Linked DNA regions of Homo sapiens: region 2 is linked to region 1. Evidence: read pairs that join two places in POLR2A ChIA-PET (ENCODE). Cell type or tissue: IMR-90. All regions are shown on one strand. Each heading gives the region's core, and the rest is flanking DNA. Links, peaks and the distances in the headings are about the cores only.

Region 1 (2,815 bases), core at 73-2,572:
ATAAACTTCCTTTTCCATTCTTGTTTCAATATGAATTCCTAGTATTTTAAAATTTCCTATGACAAAGCATTGAAAAACCATGACTAGTAAGCTATATTTTTCACTTTTGAATCATTTTCCTTTAAATTTTATTGACAGCAAAACAATTATTTCATTTATTTGCTCATGGAATTTATTTATAATAAATTATCTACTCCAACTAAAAATTAAGTACTATAAATATTTGTATCTTGTGGCACAGAAGATAAAAAGGATGAGCCTCAGGACAAAATAAAAAACACAGGAAGTGAGCTTACTTCACAGGGCTGTAAAATCTACTTTGCAAAGCAAGTTTGCCATGAATCATCTTATTTAAGACATTCTGTCCAATTTTCATTGAGCCTCTACTCTAAGCCAGGCATTGTGGTAGCCAATGAAGACCCAAAGACAAAACAGCACGGCCCCTATCATGATGGTGTCGCAGTTTCACAATACAATATTTCACCACGGGTAAAAGGTCTCAAAACACCTGAAGCAAAACCCCATTTCAGATGCATAAGGAACATCTAAAATATACATCAAAGTGAAAAATATCTACTTCCCAACCTTCTTTCTCTGTATGCAAACATTTTCCTTCTGTCCGGCCTGACAACTGGAACATGGATTCCAAGAATAGGGCAGAAAGTTTGTCACACACCAACAAGTGGCAGCCCCACCATATCTTGGCTCCATTTTTTTGGCCCCTGAGCTAGTCTTCTCTTGGTTCCCTATCACCCTCAATGTTTCTCCTGATTCTGGGGATCTATGCCATCACCAAAGCACTAGAATTTCAATTAAGAAAAAAAACACGTTCTAACTATTGCCACTGATATTTATAAAGCATTCAGGGTGGGCAATAGTTGGAAGGCTCTAAAGCATTCTTTTTAAGACAGCCAGCACACAAAGTGTGCCTTTTGTTGGAGTGTTCCAAGAGAATATTTTTCTTGCTAGTCACTGGAACAGCTGGTTGGGGATTTCCCTATTTTTGTTAGAGTGAACTAATTTGGTAAGGAAAGTAAATGAATCTTTTCAACTCCCCACCTTCCTCTACTCCCCCCACCCTCATAAGTCAGCTGTACCTCAGGAAAGGTAAGAAGCAGACAAAGAAGTCATCTGCAAATGACTCAGATGGCTGGATTTTTCTTTCTGGGTTTCCCACCACAAGGCAAGAAACTTTAGTAGAGAGAGAAAGGTGGGGGTTGGGGGAACCACGTTACTGGCTACATACTCAATGCCTCTGCTCTCCCAGACAATCACATTCCATTCTGGAATGTAATTGCCCAGAAGGAAGCCAGAATTGGTTACATAGATGGTATGCCCAACTTTAAATTTGCTCCCCCTACCAACCTGCCCAAAGTTCTTTGTGATAGGTGCATGTTCCCAATGCTATCTATGTATTCATTTTTTTCTTTCAAAAAATGCTTGTTAAGCATCCACTATGTGTCAGGCACTATGTAGATGTTGAAAAATATAATAATGAGAAAAACAGAGGCTTACTGTCTGCTGGGGAAATAGACATTGGTCAAAATATAACACAAATGAGCTCATAAGCTAAGGTAAATGTTGAGAAGAAACACAGTACTATGATGGCTTCCCAAAAGGGACAGACATGGACTGAGGTGGGGGCAGCTCAGGGAGGGAGAGGTGAAAAATAGTTAACTAGGTGGAAGAATTCAGAAGGGTGACATCCAGACAGAAAACAGCATGTGCAAAGGCCCTGTGACAAGGGGGAGCTTAGTGTGTTAGAGAAATTGAAAAAAGGTCAAAAACGGTGGAATTCAGAAATGAGGAGAGTAGTGCAAAGTGGAAGCAGGACCCATCAAAAATAGAAAAAGCCCATTAAAACCAATACCTGAGTCCAACCAGGTTTTGCCATACAAGATCAATATATAAAAGTCCATTGTATTTCTAGATGCTAGCAATGAACCATCCAAGAACGCAAAACTCCCCAAATTGATCTACAGATTCAACACAATCCCCATCAATATCCCAGATTATTCCTTTGTAGAAATAGACAAGATAATCCTAAAATAGACAAGATGATCCTAAAATGAAAAAGCAGAGGACATATTTCCCAATTTCAAACCTTACCACAAAGCTGTAGTAATCAAGACATTGTGGTACTGCTGTGAAGATAGACACGCAGATCAATGGGGTAGCACTGAGAGTCTAGAAATAAACCCTATTATCTTAGGTGGCTAGTTGATTTTTGGCAAGGGTGCCAGGAAAATTATGGGGAAAGAATAGTTTTATAATAAATTGCGCCAGAACAACTGAATATCAATATTCAAAAGAATGATGTTACACCAATATCTCACACCAAATACAAAGATTAATTCAAAACATATAATTGACCTAAATACAAGCATTAAAACTATAAAGCTTTCAGAAGAAAACAGGAGTAAATCTTCCTGTTCTTGGATTAGGCAATGATTTCTTAGCTATGACACCAAATTCACATGTGACAAAGGAAAAGAATTGATAAATGGAACTTCATTAAAATTAAAAACTTTTGTGCTTCAAAGTACACCACCGAAAAAGTAAAAAACCCACAGAATGGGACAAAATATTCTCATATCATAGATAAGTCAAGTGAGGGACTTATAACTACAATATATATTCTTAAAACTCAACAATAAAAAAGACAACCCAATTTTAAAATGTACAGAGTTAACACATACAAAAATATGAATCTAGACACAGACTTTGTACCTTTCACAAAAATTAACTCGAGATGGATCATAAATCTGAAAGTAAAATGCAAAAATATAAAACTCCTGGAAGAAAACACAAGAGA
Region 2 (2,815 bases), core at 165-2,664, 120 kb before region 1:
GGAATTCTTTCCCCATTGCTTGTTTTGTCAGGTTTGTCACAAATCAGACAGCTGCAGGTGTGTGGCCTTATTTCTGGGCTCTCTATTCTGTTCCACTGCTCTATGTGTCTGTTTTTGTACCAGTATCATGCTGTTTTGGTCACTGTTGCTCTAATAATTTGAAGATGGTACCATGTTGCCTCCAGCTTTGTTCTTTTTGCTTAGGATTGCCTTGGCTATTCAAGCTCTTTTTTTTGGTCCCATGTGAATTTGTAAATAGTTTTTTTCTAGTTCTGTAAAGAATGTCAATAGTAAACTTCCATTCTTTATGGACAGAATACCTTATGTGTGGTACTCCATTATAGTATCAAAAAACAATCTAAGACAAGGATCAATAGATTGAATTAAAGAACACATCTTTACTAGAAATGAAAAAGTCTTTAAACAAAGTATGAGTATTTTCAAGATATAGTTCTCATCCAAAGACATTTAACAAAGAACTAAAAAACTGCATAGAACCGTTTCTCTATTTCAAAATATACAAACTACAATCTATATACTAGAGCCCTACCCCTACCAATAATAACTAGGGAAAAGCTCAAAGGCTCCCTAACCCTGACAAAGCCTGCTGAAGATATGCACGGCCTCCAACATTCCCATTTCCAAAGTCCCACTGCACATCCTACCAGGCATATTAAAATGTACCCACATCAATATTGAATATTTGTAATATACAAAACTGAATTACAAGTAATAGTTATCTTTCATAAATTTTTTATTCTCTTTGAACCCACTCCAATAAGGTTTTCATCTCCACTTCTCCAGTGACACAGCTCTTGTCATCATCACCAATGACTCCCCAGGTTGCTAAATCCAATGAGCAACTCTCAGTCTTCACCCTGCTTGACTTCTCAGCAACATGTGAGCTAACTGATCCACTCTTCTGCTGGAGATATTTTCTTTGACTACAAGGACATTTTTCTAATTTTCTTCCTATCCTCTGCTTGCTCCTTTTTAATTTTCTTTTACTGATTCCTCCTTATCAACACAACCTCTAAAAGATGAAGCATCCAGGTTTAGCCCAAGACCATCAACGCAATTAGAAAAACAACTCATAGTTCATTCTTCCATTGTGTAGATCAATAGAGTTCACAATATCTTCTAGTGATAACATTGTTACTCAAGGAATGGAGACACTTAATTGGGTTCACTATGTTGGAAAAACGTGCATAATTACTTTGGCTTAAAACACTTCTTGGATTATGTGTGTGATTTCTTCTTCTCTCTACAAACTGTAAATACTGATATGCCCCAAGGCTTGGTCCATAAGCCTGTTTCTCTGACTACACATATTCCCCAAGTGATCTCACCCAAATTCTGTTGGCAACTTCCAAATTTGTATCTCCAACTTAGACCTCTTCCCTAAATTCCAGATTCCTACAGCAACCAGTGATTCTATTAAAATGCAAATCAAATCCTCTCACTCCTCTGCACAAAACCTGGCTCCCCATTCCACTCACAGTCAAGTCCTGAATACAGTCCACACAAGCCAAACATGTGCTCTCCAAACATCTCTAACCTTATCTACTACTCCTTCTCTCCCTGCTCTCAGTGCTCCACCACTGTGGCCTTCTCCCTGCTCCTGGAACACATCAGGCATGCTTCCGCCTGATGCCTTCACTAGTCCCTCTGCTGCAACACTTTTCCCCCAGCTAGCTCTGTGTGGCTCTCTTCCTCCTTCAAGCCCTCTTCTCAGTGAGGCCTACCTTGACTATACTCCACCAAATCGCAAAGTCCCTGCCTCCCTCCCCCAGCACTCCTACTGTCCCTTAGCCTGCTCTACTTTTTCTTTTTCCCATCAGGCTTATTACCTTCCAAAATACTACAACACTTATTTTCTTATGCTGATTGCCTCCTAATAGAATATAAGGTCCACGAAGGCAGAATTTTTTTTTTTTTTTTTTCCTTTATTTTATTCACTGACATCTCTCAGACCTAGACCAGTGCCTGGCATATCCTAGGCATACATTATATTGAATGCATGAATTTAAACATTTAATAATTTTAATTTCATAGTTGTCTTTTAATATTTGAGATTTTTACCAGATCTTGCACATTCTGTTGCTACTAGAAAAGCCCCTTTTCTATGGGCTTGAAGGATAGAAAAATCTTAGCCTGACTTCACTAACCAGTATAAATCCAGTGGCCCCAGGAAGGCTGGGAACATCCTATGTGATCATCCTTGATTTTGGACCCTAAAACGAAAGCTCAACTTCACACTCATCTGGAAACATCTAATATCTTTTCAAACACATGTATTTTGTTCCCCCAACTAGACATGAAACACATTGACAGAAATTGCACAAAGTATTCAGCACAGTCCTGAATACTTCATAAAGACATAAAACCTGGCTTTTGATGGACTTAGTGAACATTTTTAAAGTGCTAAGTTTACTAAGCTCAAGATTTTACACACACAATCAAAACGGGGAACTGGGTTATCTGGACTAGGTCCCCCGCCCTTTAACAAACAGATCAGAATGATACAGCACGATTCTTCTAGAGGATCCTGTACCTTTTTTAGCTGAGCTCGTAATTAGGCTAGTTAGATGAAAATGTATCTTTCTAAGGTGTTTAACTGTGTCTTTCTTAAGTTTCTTTGAATGAATGGTTTAAAATCTCAAACTCTGGCCCTCATAACAGAAAATCACAAATGGTTCTGACCCACATTATATAAACTGTGCCAATGGTTAGGGGTTGGGAATAAAGAACTGCTTTATATCAATAATAGTGGCTTTCTTCAGAAGTACTCACATGAAGCCATACAGGGAACATG

The links. Peaks named below come from ENCODE experiments on the same cell type or tissue, not always from the same donor. Only the 100,000 strongest peaks of a DNase experiment are listed, where the experiment ranks them.
Region 2: POLR2A ChIA-PET joins it to region 1 with 6 read pairs; 15 of 35 experiments call an interaction of 5 or more read pairs at or near these places.

What each region holds. Positions count from the first base shown.
Region 1 is chr14:51,538,101-51,540,915 of GRCh38, reverse strand. All of the region lies in intron 2 of FRMD6-AS2 (FRMD6 antisense RNA 2), which reads left to right. It also overlaps a transcript of FRMD6 not described here. Among named protein-coding and RNA genes, the nearest start is that of FRMD6-AS2, 60 kb to the left of the region's middle. In IMR-90, for the core only: no CTCF peak of the experiment used is centred there; a DNase peak (open chromatin) is centred at 1,115; H3K27ac peaks cover 224 bases.
Region 2 is chr14:51,659,742-51,662,556 of GRCh38, reverse strand. The region is part of intron 1 of FRMD6 (FERM domain containing 6); the gene reads right to left. Among named protein-coding and RNA genes, the nearest start is that of FRMD6, 9.2 kb to the right of the region's middle. In IMR-90, for the core only: no CTCF peak of the experiment used is centred there; no DNase peak of the experiment used is centred there.